Regions from separate parts of the Homo sapiens genome. Here all the other regions are linked to region 2. A link is a loop called in an ENCODE intact Hi-C map of the cell type or tissue named here. Cell type or tissue: GM12878. All regions are shown on one strand.

Evidence for each region. Peaks named below come from ENCODE experiments on the same cell type or tissue, not always from the same donor. Only the 100,000 strongest peaks of a DNase experiment are listed, where the experiment ranks them.
Region 1: a loop joins it to region 2, with 9 times the contacts of the local background. A loop is called at or near these places in 23 of 110 quality-filtered maps.
Region 3: it touches region 2 in a loop (7-fold over the local background); 2 of 110 quality-filtered maps call a loop at or near these places.

What each region holds. Positions count from the first base shown.
Region 1 is chr9:125,426,283-125,431,282 of GRCh38, forward strand. The region is part of intron 2 of LOC112268055 (a long non-coding RNA gene); the gene reads left to right. Among named protein-coding and RNA genes, the nearest start is that of GAPVD1, 170 kb to the left of the region's middle. In GM12878, a CTCF peak has its summit at 1,898 (motif pointing right); a DNase peak (open chromatin) is centred at 2,183.
Region 2 is chr9:125,628,662-125,633,661 of GRCh38, forward strand. All of the region lies in intron 4 of MAPKAP1 (MAPK associated protein 1), which reads right to left. Among named protein-coding and RNA genes, the nearest start is that of MAPKAP1, 76 kb to the right of the region's middle. In GM12878, a CTCF peak has its summit at 2,833 (motif pointing left); DNase peaks (open chromatin) are centred at 2,835 and 4,080; H3K4me3 peaks cover 987 bases; H3K27ac peaks cover 4,648 bases.
Region 3 is chr9:125,821,491-125,826,490 of GRCh38, forward strand. The region is part of intron 2 of PBX3 (PBX homeobox 3); the gene reads left to right. Among named protein-coding and RNA genes, the nearest start is that of PBX3, 77 kb to the left of the region's middle. In GM12878, no CTCF peak of the experiment used is centred here; a DNase peak (open chromatin) is centred at 2,791; H3K4me3 peaks cover 329 bases; H3K27ac peaks cover 449 bases.

The DNA of each region.
Region 1 (5,000 bases), 200 kb before region 2:
GTGGTGGCCGACATGTACCCAGGCTCGTGTGCCCAGGCAGAGCTCCTGAAGCTGGAGAATGGGTCTAGGCCACGCCTGGCCTCGTGCTCACGGCTCCAGCTGCATCCCCTGCCTTCCTATTGTCTGCCCAAGGGCACCCTTGGTCCAGTCCTGTCCTCTGTGGCTCTGTCTGTGTTCTGGGCTTCTCAGTTGCACCAGCAGAAGGCAGTCATTTGTCCCACAAATGTTTTTTAAGGCTGGGTGTGGTGGCATGTGCCTGTAATCCCAGCTATTCGGGAGTATGAGGCACAAGAATTGCTTGAACCTGGGAGATGGAGGTTGCAGTGAGCCAAGATCACGCCATTGCACTCCAGCCTGGGCAAGACAGGGAGACCCTGTCTCAAAAAAAAAAAAAAAAAAAGCGAAAAGAAAAGCTCATTGAGCACCTGCACACTTGCACATGCCGGCCACTGTGCTGGGTCCTAATGCCTCATCCTCAGCTGAGGGCGTCATCTTCTGGGTGGCTTTTTCCTAGGTTTCCCTGTCCCCCTCCGCACGTGCACAGCCACAAAACCGGCTCTCCTCAGAAATCTCTCTCCTATCGACTACCTCATTTATTTCTCACAACCCTGTAGAGGAGGGATTACTAGCGCATTTGACAGATGAGGAAACTGAGGCTCAGAGGGTGAAGTGACTGGCCTGGTGTCACACAGATAGGGGAGGAGGCAGAGCTGGGAGTTCAACACCGACCTGTACAGCTCTAGAACGGCGCTCTTGGTGTCCCGTGCCTTAGCTGTGTGCCCTGGCGGACTCACTGGGCACCCTGAGCCTTGCTCTCCTCATCTGCGCACGGGATACATGTTCTAGGCCTGCGTGGGGCGTGCGGGCGGGAGCCATGCGTGCGGGGCGTGCGGGCGGGAGCTGCAGGCGGGGGCTGAGGCTTGGAGTCTGGAAAGCATTCTAGGGGTGGAAGCCAGAGCTTCTCTGTGTGTGTGAGAAAGAGTATCCCCATTCAGCTTTCATGGTCTGGCACCTCCCACCACAATAGAATTATTCAAACTGAGTTAATTTGCTGAGTGGGACTTGGGGCTCCTTCAGGTTCAAGCCAGATTGAGGTGTGGGAGAGGGGTAGCAAGGGGGTGGCCAAGTGGCCTGAGAGTGTCCCATGGGAACACCCGCCCACCCATTCATTCATTCATGCATGCATGCATTCATTCAACAAACCTTATTTTGTGCCAGGCCTGCTCTGGGCGCTGGGGATACAGTGAGAGGGGAACAAGTCAGATTCGAGTCCTCCCCCACCAGAGCTCCTATCCCGGGGCAGGAGACAGACTGGAGCTAGGGAGGCCCGGGAGGAGGCCACTGCTATGTGGTCCAGGAGAGTGATGGTGGCACCCGGATGGAGGCAAGAGTGGCCCTGAGGATCCCATGGAAGTGTAAAGGGTGACTCAGCCTCAGCGAGGTGAAGGGACTTGCCCAGGGTCACACAGTTAACAGGCGGTGGCGCCAGTTTGTCTGACTGGAGACCGCGCTGTCAGCCGGCCACTGCCACGGCTCCCGAAACAGCATCGCCCATACCGAGTCCCGAGCTACCCCAGCTCTAGACATGCGTGCATGCACTTCGGTCACAAGTGTGCCTGGGGAAGTTGCGTGTCACCCCCTTCTTGGAACACAGTGCACAGTGGCCCGTTGAAGGCTCTGAGGGACCCCGCAGGAGCAAAAACTGCCATGTTCAGCGTGGAGTTCCCAGACCTCTGTGGCCATGGAACCTTTTGGACACTTTTTAACATACGTTCTAGTCATTGGATATTTGTTGAGTGTGTGCTACATGCCAGAGACTGATGAGCAGAGCTGGCTTGGTCCCTGTCATCTGGGAGCGATGGCCTGTGAGGCCCCTTCCCTGGGCCCCACCACAAGAGGGAGCCCCAGGGCAGGAAGGCTGCTTGTCCTCCCTGCAGCCCCTCCCGCCTCTGGGAGTCAGTGCTCAGAGGTGGGGCCGCGGCAGCTGGGTGGGGGTGGCCCTGGGAGGCCTAGTAGTCTTTGGTCTGGAGGCCATGGGCGTCCTCACCACCGGTGTGACAAGGAGACCAAGAAGGAGAGGTGACACCAACCCAGCCCTCAGTGAAAGGGTGTGTGGCTTGGCCCTTGGGCCTGGCTGGCTGGATCCTGTGCTGAGGGCTGGGCTCATAGGGGATTCCCTCTGGTGGCATCCCCCATCATGGGTTTCCACTCCTGCATCAAAGTGTCTTGACTAAGATGTTGACTTCATGGGATCAAAGCCACCCAGCTTGGCAGTCTCTTCCCCAGATGCTCTGGAAACCAGCCAAGACAGCCCAGGCAGGCTTCCTGGAGGAAGAGGTCCTGGAGTCAGGCCAGAGGGAACAGCCCAGCCCAGGCACCTGTGGGGAGGCTGCAGATAGTGATGGTGACAACCAAGGGCTTGGGGAGGGGCCAGAGAATCCACTTCCAATATTGGCCCCGCCTTGGCAGCTGTGCACCTTGGGAAAACAACATGACTGCTGCAGGCCTCGATGTCCTCATCTGTAAAATGGGATGATGACAGACCTGGAGGTGGCCCTTCAGGCCCTCACCCACGGTGGCCCAGGGGAAGATTCCGCTGCTGGCAGCATGGGCCTGGGAGAGGAGACAGGGCTGCTCACATTTGCCTTCCCCTCTGAAGAGTGGGGCTTGGGAAAATACTCCTTGACCTGAAAAAGCCTCAACTGGACGCTCCTGTGGGTCCGTCACAGATACGACTTTGCAAATCAGATGTGACAGGGAAATGTGTGCTGAGATGGTGGCCAGCTGCTGGGCTGCGGGGGAGGGGCTGCTGAGGGACCCACACGGCCTCCTCCGAGAACAGACGCCTCTGCCAGGCCATGTGGAGCGCAGGTGTGCGGGGCCGGCCGCTCTTGGATTAAAGTCACACACACACACACACACACACACACGCCAGGTGCATACACTTAAACTCACGTGCATGTACACACATGCAGAAACTCACAACACATACACTCACACATGGTTACATGCACACACTTGCACACACATGCTCACAGAGACACACACAGACACACCCACACGAGGACACACTGGGAGGAAGTGTTCGGGATTGGAGCCCAAGCCAGGTCCAGGTCCATGAATGCCCTTTCCTTCCTTCTCCCTTTAGGTCTTGCCGTAGTGAAATGATGCTAAGAACCCCTGCTTTTGGGGGATTTTGAAAAAATAATTTTAAAAAGTATTTGCACTGTGATTGGCACCTAGGAACAGCTGAAGAGGCCCGCCCACTCCGGCTGTCCCCTGCCCCTTTCCTTCACTCTAGGGTGGCTGCTGAGGTCCCTGACCATGGAAGGTGGGCACATGGGTGGCGAGCTGGCCTCCATGTCTGGGAGGTGCGGCGCTGTGGCTGTCCGCCAGGAGCTGGCTCTGTGATAGCCCAGGAATCTGTGTCAAGTCACGAAGGGCCCCTCACAGCCTCTGGGCAGGGACACACAAAAGTCCCTCCCCGCAAACCCAGAGACCTCCTTTCCCAAGGGGAGAAACCAGCAATGCGAGAGGAGTGCCGAGAACCCCTCTTTCTGTGGTGAGTGGGGGACTCACACGGTTCCCATGATGGGGACCCTTTGGCTGGGGTCTTCATGCAGGTTGACCTCTCGGCCCCTGTGGCCAGGGCACCCGAGCCCGGACTCACCCCATCACACCTCTCACTGAGAACGGGTTGCACTTGTGCCCCAACTCCTCCCCTTGGCGAATTCCTCTTGGGGTTCCTTGCCTCAGAATCTGTCCTCCCCAGGTGTCCTCCACTGTCACCCTCCAATGGGATGCATCAGGGCCGGGGCAGCTTTTCCCCAGGCATGTTCTCAGGCCCGGGCTACAGACAGGACACGGGGAGAACGTGTCCACCTCCACTCCCCAGCTGCCTGCTGCAGACATCTGGTCACCCGGGCACTAGAGGATGGGTCAAAGCCCTGGACTGTGAGTTCCCCAAGGAAGGCTCTGACTCGGGTCCTTTCTCTACCTTCAGGGCCCTCTTGAGGCCTGGTGCAGGGCTGGCGTCAGTGGACACGTGTTGAATGAGCACTGAATGCTTACGTTCGTCCTGGGTGGGAACCCACCTCCCACCAGGAAACTGCTCTCATCTTCTTAGTGGCCGCCTGCCCCACTGAGCCCGAATTAGGAGGGAATCCTCGGGCTTCCTCTGGGCAGGCTTCGGAAGGGTTCCCGCCTGGTCCCCGCGTTCCCCCAGCATCCTGCACGGATGCAGCTCACTCCACCAGTGCCTTCCCCTGCCGGGATGCAGACGCTCTTTATAAATCTCAATTAACAAGGCTGCTGCAGTCACAGACACTGGTTGGAGCCCAAACTGTGGCTCATCTCTGTTGATCAATGCATCCAACCCTGCCCTGAAAGTGATGAGAAGGCAGAGCCGTGCGTCTCACCAGATTCTTTGTCTCCACATTGTACATTCCCTGTTCTGGTTAACAACTGCAGACCACTGGCTGCCACTGGGCCGGGCCCTCCCTGTGTAGGATCTCAGTGCATCTTCCCAGCAGCCCTGTGAGGGAGGTTATTTCTGTCCCCATTTCACGGACAGGTCCTCAGAAAGATTGAGAGATTCACCCAAAGACCCTGGCCTGGGGACTCACGGTGCAGCTCAGCCCAGGCTGGTGGGGTGTGTGCCTCAGGCCTCAGCCTCCTGAGTCTAGGGGGACATGAATCCCCCAGCCTCACCTCCCCCAAAGGTAACTGTGAGCACCCATCCCTGCCATTTCAGGGCCTTCCCCTGGCTGTCCTTGGCCTAGTCCCAGGAGGAGGGGCTGGACAGACAGAAGGAACAGGAGGCTGCACCTCACGGGCCAAGCCTGGGGACTTACACACACCCCGTGGGGGTCCCTGCATCATCAGGTGATTGATAGCTCCTAGGAGCTGGGGTGGGGTGCAGATCAGTCAAAACAAAACAAAAATGATGGTTCACCAGCACTTCGGGAGGCTGAGACAGGAGGATCACTTGAGCCCAGGAG
Region 2 (5,000 bases):
TGATTTCTTGGAATATGACACCAAAAGCATGGGTAATCAAAGCAAAAACAGACAAATGGGACTATATCAAACTCAAAAACTTCTGTGCAGCAAAGAAAACAACAGAGTAAAAAGGCAACCTATGCAACAGGACAAAATATTTGCAAACCATACATCTAATCAGGGGTCATGTATCTAACCAGAATATATAATGAACTCTACAACTCAACAACAACAACAACAACAAGAACAACAACAACAAAAACAATTTAAAATGGGCAAAGGACTTGCATAGATGTAAAAATGGACAACAAGCATATGAGAAGATGCTCAACATCACTAATATTAGAGAAACACGAATTGAAACCACAACGAGGTACCATACTTACACCTGTTAGGATGGTCACTGTCAAAACACACACACACACACACACACACACACACACACACACCAGAAAATAAAAAGTGTTGCAAAGGATGTGGAAAAAGTGGAAGCCTGTGCACTGTTGGTAGAAATGTAAAATAATGCAACCACGATGGAAAGCAATGTGAGGTTCCTCAAAAAATTACAAATTGCATATAATTTCAGTAATCCCACTTCTGGGTATACACGCAAAAGAACTGAAAACAGATATTTGTACTGAAAAGAGATATTTGTACTTCCATGTTCAGCACACCATTATTCACAATAGCCAAGAAGTGAAAACCTAAATGTCCATAAAAAGATGAATGGATAAAGAGAATGTGGTGTGTATATACAATGGAACATTATTCAGCTTTTGAAAAGAAGGAAATCCTGTCCTATGCTACAACATGGATGAACCTTGAGGACATGATGCTAAGTGAAATAAGCCAGTCAGAAAAAGACAAATACTGCATGATTCCAGTATTACTACCATATATCTTATGAGGGATCTAAAGCATTCAAACTTTTGGAAACAAAGTAAAAAAGTAGCTGCCAGGGCTGGGGGCAAGAGGAAAAGGGAAGTTGTTCAATGGACATAAAGTTTCAGTTTTGCAAGACTGAAGTTTGAGAGGTCTGTTGACAGCAACGTACATATAGTTACTACCATATTGAACACTTAACATTGGTTAAGATGGTAAATTTTATGTGTTTTTTTGACAATTTTAACTGAAAAATAAAAAAGAAAAGAAGACACGGAAATGCAGGCATGGTTCACTCCCAAACACCTATACTAGTCGAAGCAGACAAGGCCATGTATAACACAAAATGTCACTTTTAGATGTCCTTGGAGTATAATAAATGTGGCTTTTGTAAACACACAATTTATAAACATATTTAAATGACATGAATATCAAAATTAGTTTGTATGCTTCAGCTCACAAACTATGTGGGGAAGTAGGATGGAAGTGCACTGAGAGGCAGGGGACACTGAGCCTAGGGTCAACTAAGGCCTTAGAACCCCTACAAAGTAGAAACATAACAGTCAAGGCCAGGAATCAGTGACACCTAACTCTAGTAATCTCTGAGACAGTCAAGGGTCCAGGAACTCTCGCTCGGTCACCCAGGCTGGAGTGCAGTGGCATAATCACAGCTCACCGCAGCCTCGACTTCCCCGGCTCAACCGATCCTCCTGCCTCAGCCTCCCAAGTAGCTGAGACAACAGGCGCGTGCCACCACACCTGGCTAATTTCTTTTTTTTTTCTTTTTGCAGACACAGGGCCTCCCTATGTTGCCCAGGCTGGTCTTGAAATCCTGGGCTCAAGTGATTCCCCAGTCTCAGCCGCCCAAACTTCTGGGATTACAGGCATCAGCCACCATGCCCAGCCTCCAATAACTCGATTCTACAATAACTGGCTAGATTCCTACTCAGCACAAGTCCATACCAGGTGCTTTGTAAAACACTATCTCTGGCCTTCACATATTGTATGGTTTATTATTTTACAGATGAGGAAATCTTTGGCCCAAAGCAGTGCAGCAGCCCTGGTATGTCAATGCAAGTCTAGGGAGTTAGGACACAAACAGCCAACACTGAACCCTTAATCATGGAAAGATGATTAACACCTCTGCTATGGTTTGGATGTTTGTCCTCTTCAAACCTTATGTTGAAATCTGATCCCAAATGTTGGAAATGGGGCCTAATGGGAGGTGTTTGGATCATGGAGGCAGATCCCTCATGAATAAATTAATACCTTCCCTGAGAAGTGAGTTCTTACTCTATTAGTTCCAGAGACAGCTGCTTATTAAAAAGAGGTTGGGTTGATCACTTGAGCCCAGGAGTTTGAGACCAGCCTGGGCAACAAACAAAGGGAGACGCCATCTCTACAAAAAATAATTTTTAAAAATTAGCTGGGCATGGTGGCATGCACCTGTGGTCCCAGCTACCTGAGAGGCTGAGGCAGAAGGACTGCTTGAGCCCAAGAGTCTGAAGCTGCAGCAAGCTGTCATCACACCACTGCACTCCAGCCTAGGTGATACAGTGAGATCCTGTCTCAAAAAAAAAAAAAAAGCCTGATACCTCCCCGTGTCCTTCTTCCTCTCTCACCATGTGATCTCTGCATTCCCCAGCTCCCCATCTGCCTTCCTTAATGAGTAAAAGCAGCCTGAGGCCCTCACCAGGTGCAGATGCCCAATCTCGAACTTTCCAGCCATCAGAATTGTGAACCATAAAAACCTTTTTGTTTTATAAACTACTCAGTCTCCAGCATTTTGTTATAGCAACATAAAATGAATGAAGACAACTGCCTTTGCTCTGTCCAGCCTGGCAGAGCCATGCAGAGCATCTTCTACCCAAGAACCCTTCTACTATTTTCAGGCAATGTTCACATCTTCTCTGGATGGATTCTGTAAAGCCCAACTCATATGCCCCACCCGGTTCCTAGTCTCTACCACCTCCTTGTGGCACTTGTCTGAATAGACACTTATAGTTGTAAATGTCTGTTGTACAGAACTTACTATACCTCACCACACTAAATTCCCTACTTTTGCTAACCACAGCCATGGTGATTTATTCAGACGTAAGGATGTCAGTTTCCTGCTCCAAATACAACTAGCAGGAGCAAATCAAAACTCTTCTTGATCAAGCCTCGTCTCTCACCTCCTCTGCTCTCAGCCTCCACATTCCAGTCATACCCTACTACTTTCATTGCCCAGAATTTACCAGCATCTCTCACCTCAGATGTTTACACCAGCACTTCACCTACCTAGAAGCCTCCTGCCTAACCTCCTCCCATCCTTCAAGGCTTGGCTTAGGGGTCATCTAAGGAGTCTTCCCTGATATTCTCCCATGCGAAGCCCAGGCCAGGTGTCCTTCCTCTAAGAAACTCACCATACTAGGCCAGGCGTGGTGGCTCATGTCTGTAATCCCAGCACTTTGCAAGGCCGAGGCGGGCAGATCCCTTGAGGTAAGGAGTTCAAGACCAGCCTGGCCAACATGGTGAAACTCCATCTCTACTAAAAATACAAAAAAATTAGCCAGGCATGGTGGCACATGCCTGTAGTCCCAGCTACCTGGGAGGCTGAGGCAGAAGAATCACTTGAACCCAGGAGGAAGAGCCTGCAGTGAGCTGAGATCACGCCACTGCACTCCAGCCTGGGTGACAGAGCAAGACTCCGTCTCAAAGAAAAAAAAAAAAGAAGAAACTCACCATACTAAACTTTTCCTCTCATAGCATTTATTATGCTATATTATAATTGTCTGACTTCCCTACAAGATTACACATACCATTAAATTAGGGACTATCTCATTCACTATTGTATCCTCAGCATTAGTCAAGTCCCTGGCACATACAGGCACTCAAGAAATATTTGAGAAATGAATGCATGAGTTTTCCTTCTAACTACCTGGCTCTGCTGAATCATACTGAGGTTACAATTAACCATGACCCTAAACCTTTTCTTTCATGTGCTACTTGGTTAAACCTCATCTTCCTCTTCCCCTTTTCCACTGCCACCCCCATACACAAATGACTGCATCTTATGACTTAAGTGCAAGTATCATTTTGGTGTGTCAAGACCACTTTAGTCCCTGACTTTGTCACTGCACATGCCTGCTATTCTTCCCAGCCTTCTGCCTTCCACAAGTGTCATCAGCCTATCATCAATGTTCTCATTCAGGTCCCTGACAGCAATGAACACACAAGAGACCTACAGCTTGCCACGAAAGATAGCTCTCCAGTTTGACATAAATCCATTAATCACCACTCTGTGCCTCGTCTCTCAGCCAGGTGCAAAGTCCACCTGACCACAATGTGACTGGAGAATATCTCCAGCTTGCGTGCAAGAATACTATGCAAAAATTGATGCTTTACTGAAATTCAGAACAAAGAATTTTAACCACAGCCCTCTATCTAGCTAACAACCCTATCCAAGAAAGAAATGGGCTTGTTCTGCCCTGCTTGGTTCTGAGGAAACCCATGGTGGCTCCTAGCAATCACTACTTCCCTTTTTTGAATTTACAAGCCCTTTAGCTCTGCTAAGTGAGCTGTTGTAAATGCAAGACCGCTCAATCCCAAAGCTGAAAAGAGAAGTCTATGAAGTGTGAGTTGCTGAAGGAGACTTCATGAAAGAAGTGAGATTTAAGGAAGATTTCAATGCACAGCGCCAACAGAGCTTGGTAGAGGACACAGGGAGAGTAGCCAAATCTAAGTGTGAGTAACAGGGACAGCAAGGCTGATTGTGGATAACAAAGACAGCAAGTCAGAAAGCCTGGCCCAAGTATCACCTGGGACAAACAGGGACTAATAAAAAGCAAGTTCTTCCTGCTGGGCTGCCTCCTTGAGCCAAAAGGTCAACCACAGCTGGGCTTCTGCCTGAATTCTTATTTTAAATATAATAGAACACATATTAGATTAAGCTGAGACAGAAAGTAATCCTTACATAAAAGACAGTTGTCAGAATGGCCAATCTAGTTTCTCCTAAGCACTTTCTGATGACGAATCCACCACCAGGATTATGTGTAATGGGCAATTTTGATGCAAAGTACTATTTTGCAACATTGTCCCATTTCTCTTCCAGAAAAATGCAGAGGTAATTATGTACTCATAGTCAGTGTAGCAAA
Region 3 (5,000 bases), 190 kb after region 2:
GATCATATTAATTGTGTTATTTTTTACTTTTCTGTAGTAACTAACTTGTTGGTAGTATTTCATGGTAAGATTTGTTATTGTCTAAATAAAGAAATCTATTTGGTTTTCCCAGATCTCAAAGATGCTACTATTTCTTACCGAATTTATTGCTTAACTCATTTGAAGATTAGTTTCATTTTATCACCAATTGTTGCTCTGGTGGTTCCCCTGTGAAACACAGTGAAATAATTCAAGGATTCTCAAATTTGAGAAATTTTGAAATTAGCTCTGTCCACTATATAGTTTTAAAAAGTACAAATTATTTGTTTCAAGTTACTATTCATTCTTGACTGTATTGTTGTTTTACCCCTTAAAGGCTGCTAATGAGAAATAGAGCCTCATTATGATTTTAAGGATGAGAGAGGAAGGCTTTTAATTAATGATATGTAAATGGTCTTGAATTGATTATGTTAGAATATCAAGAGAGATGGGTAGAAGCTGTGGTGTAATATATTTTAATTAAGAATTAATTAAAAATGATGGCAATTTCATAAAGCCTCACAGAAAATAGTGGAATTTACTTTCTGTCAGGAGTAAATTAGCCTGTGATTAAATAAAGGGCCTGCATTAATAGTGGAGTTATTTTTAAACTGTGCTATGAAGAATTATGTAATTTTTCCTAAATAAGTAAAATTAAAATTTAATATTTAAAGGTGGGTAGTAAATGGTGGCAGAGAGCTAACTTATTTTTATGACTCAAATATATTGTTTCTTCTTTATAAAATTTTGTGTAAATATTTTTAACCTCAGCATATACAGCATATAGCTTTAAAAGAATGGACTTTGTCTGTTCTATTGCCCATTTGGCATTGGGGATAAGGAATGCTCTTACACGTAGCCATGGCAGTGGTTTTCCTCTTGTACACAAGATCTGGGAAAGATCTTTACTGATGACTGAAAATTATTTTTAAAGGAGGTACTCTTCTTTTTTTCCCTGTTCTCCAGAGTTTAAAAACGTTTCTTCCTTAGATGTGGTTTTTCATTGTAAATAATACTCTTTCTTTAGAAACTCTAAAATGTGTATATTTCTTTACGTTGAAACCTGAAATTTCCCTGAGCATACCGTTTATTCAGACTCAGACTACACTATTTTTATAAACATTTTTTTCCACTAGTTTAGAGAAATGTTTTAAAAGGAAACTTGTCTTTGAGTTCAACTTGGATTGTAATTTGAATGTAGAAGAAAGGCTGCATAATCCAATCAAAGCATATATTTCATTAATGTTTTTTGTACATTAATACAGGGTATCTCAGTATAGTAGCTTATTATATTGAGTTATTATTTAAAACCCCACATAATACATTATGATACCCTCAACCTTAATTCAGTACTTCATACTTGTGAAACACCCCATAATGAGTAGTTGAATTTTGGGATTTTATGGATCATCCATATCAATAGTTATATAACTTGTGGGGTTTTTTAGTTTTTTTGTTTTGTTTGCTAAGTAGCTAAAAAAAAAAAAAAGATGTGAGTTTTACTTTGTCAGAACCTCCCACCATTCATTAATTCTCCTAACTCACCTATGTTTGCCTATTTAGCAAGTATGCCTCTTGTATGTGTAAGTTTGTGGTATGGTCATATTTGATGACGCTTCTGTGGTTCTTGAAACTCCAAAATACAGTTGTGGGAAAAGTGGAGAAACGAACATTCTCTGGTTCCCTCTGCAAATGCTGACCATTGCTGTTGATTATTGACATTTTCAAATTTACTTCAGTCACTGTAATATATAAAAATAAGCATCACAAATAAAAGTTGTCATGACCCTGTGAGGAAATTGTTGTTGATGTGCTATTTAACTTTTATTTACCTGTACATGCTGCTCAGAAAATGGTTTTTATGTACCAGTGTGTGTTATGCTGTTCATTGAAGTATTACCATAGCAACAGTAATATCTCTTGCTTTCATCTTAATGCTGATTTCAAGATACAAAGATAGTTTTTAAAAGACTGAATTTAACATATATAATGTTAATATGGTCCTTTTTAAGGAGGATAAATTACTTTTTTTTTTGGTAATAGTGTTAAATAAAGTTTTAAAGGCTAAATAGTCTGTTAGTGCCTCAATGAAATTTCTGTGTTAGCTACTTTGGATCAGTCTCCTTTTTTAAAAAAAGAAAGAAAGAAAGATTAAAAAAGAATTCTGTATGTTTTTATCTTGGGGTTTAGAAGACAGAAAAGAATGGTTAAGAGAAGGAAGTACAGATCCAATGGGAAACAGTTAAAAGATTTGGAACGTGTTTTGACTAGAGAAAAGTAGGCTAGGCTGGGCGCGGTGGCTCATGTCTGTAATCCCAGCACTTTGGGAGGCTGAGGTGGGTGAATGACTTGAGGTCAGGAGTTCGAGACCAGCTTGGCCAACATGGTGAAACCCCATCTCTACCAAAAATGCAAAAATTAGCCAGGCATGGTGGCCCGCACCTGTAGTCCCAGCCACTCAGGAGGCTGAGGCAGGAGAATTGCTTGAACCTGGGAGTCAGAGGTCGCAGTGAGCTGAGATCGTGCCACTGCACTCCAGCCTGGGTGACAGAGCAAGACTTTGTCTCAAAAAAAAAAAAAAAATGTAGGCTAAAGGGTTAAAGGATTTTTATGAGCTTGATGCCAGGTGTTTGACCTCTGTATACAACTACTATTATTATTTTTAGCTTTATCAATAAAGGATGAAACATAAGGAAGTGTCCTGAAAGTGAAAGTAAGAAAGATTGTGGTTTGATTTGTAGAGGGGCTACGTAACCACTAGAGTGAAAAATGACTGGTCCGTTTGTGAGTCTCTGTACCTGTTGATCTGTCTTGGGTGTGTGCTAGATATGCCTGGAATGAAGAATCTTAACCAGAAGCATGCTCAAGGGCCTGTCCACAGTTCCGTTATTCCATGATGCCTTATTGATCCAGTATTTCAAAGGAAAGTATACCTTTCTTTATTATGAGAATGCATATTTAATTAATTTGTTGTGCACAGGACACTTAGGCTTCTCATTGCTGTTTTCCAGGTGTCTCAAAGGACAAGATAACTCTAGTCTCCAAGGTATATTGTAAGTCTAGTCCTAGGCCTTCCTAGTTTATAAGGAAGTTAACAGGGTCTAGAAAGATACAGTCTTTCAGACTAACAGGTTCTTATTGATTGTATTAGAATTTAAATTAGAATCTATATGATGAATTACATTTGATGAATCAGTTGGCTTTTTTTTTTTTTTAAATACTCATTGCTTACTAGACAGTGGGGGACAACAAAGTCTCCAGAAATGGCTGATCTCAGCATTGCTATCTGTAGCCGCAGCTGTTGTTATGTAACAATAACGATAGCTACCATTGACTGAACGTTGACTGTTTGCCATGCGTTGTGAAAAGTGCTTTACATGCATTAGTTCATTTAATCCTTGTATCAACTCTATGATTTAGGCCACTGATTCTCGGACTTTTTGTTTTCAGGATCTCTTTCCATACCACATTTAAAATTAAAAATAATTGAGAATTGCCAGGCATAGTGGCTCACGCCTGAAATCTCAGCACTTTGGGAGGCTGAGGCAGTGGATCACTTGAGCTCAGGAGTTCGAGACCAGCCTGGATAACATGGCGAAACCTTATCTCTACAAGAAATACAATAATTGGCTGGGCGTGGTGGCATGCACCTATTTTCCTAGCTATTCAGGAGGCTGAGGTGGGAGGATAGCTTGAACCTGGGAGGTGGAGGTTGCAGTGAGCTGAGATTGTGCTACTGCACTCCAGACTGGGCAACAAAGTGAGACTCTGTCCCCCGCAAAAAAAAACAATTATTGAGAACCTAGCAAGCTTTGGCTTATGTGGGTTATATTTATTAGTATTTACTGTATTAGAAATTTAAAAATTTTATTAGTTTATTTTAAAATAACAATAACACGTTAGCATAAGTATCATTTTAAAATAAAAAACAACTTATATTTCCAAAATAAAAAATTAGATGATTGATATTGTTTTACTTTTTTTTTTTTTTAACAAATTCTTTAATGTCTGGCTTCAACAGCTGTTTTCTCATATTTCCTTCTGCATTCTGTTGTGATGCCATGCTTCACGTAGCCTGTTGTCAACTTCATTGTATACTCATGAACAAATTAGAGTTAAAACAGAAAATGTGACATCTTAATGAATTATGAAAACAGTTTTGACCTTGCAGAGCCCTGAGGGTACCTCAGTGACCCCACGGGTACCTGGGCCACAGTTTGAAAACCACTGATTTAGAAAGTATCCTCATTTCATCAGTAAGCATCACTGTGTACTTCTGCTATCCTGTATTGCTAACAAGTGTCCATTTTTCTTTTTTACTCTCAATTTTGGCATTTAGAGGATCAATTCATGATTGTGATATCGCCAAGTTTAATGTAGTAGCTTTGTTTAGTTTAGGAATCTTATTTGGGAACTTGCCTAGAATGTCCTGGAAGGAAGTCTGTTTAATTTTGCATTGGGAGATACTTTATAAATGTTAGCTGTGGGTGGCAGTTTTCAACCAGTTAAATTCTACCATTATCTTTGAGAAAGGCAATAACGTTAATATTTAACTAGTTCCAGAAGTTAGGATAGAACATTTAATTCCAGGAGAAAACAGCTAAAATTGCCTGTAGTGAATAGAGATTCTCGCCTAGTAAATTCCTTTATTTACCACAATCTTACCAGGTTCTTTTGAGGCATGATTTTTACCTGTTTTAACATTTTTCATGGCTCAATTATTTTACATATAGGATTCTTTGAAAAAGAAGTGCTTCCTAACTTTAAATTCAAATAATTTATTTACTATTCTCATATCTTGATTATTTGTCACAAATGATATAGTAATAACCTTCCTTTCTCTTCAAAATGTTTTTATGTGAAGTTCAAACAGAATTGAAAATCAGATAATATAAGTCTTGTCGACTCTAGCTTGTCTGGAATATTCACAAATTAATGAAGGGTCATTGGTGATTATGGGATTTTTTCCTTTGAAAATATAT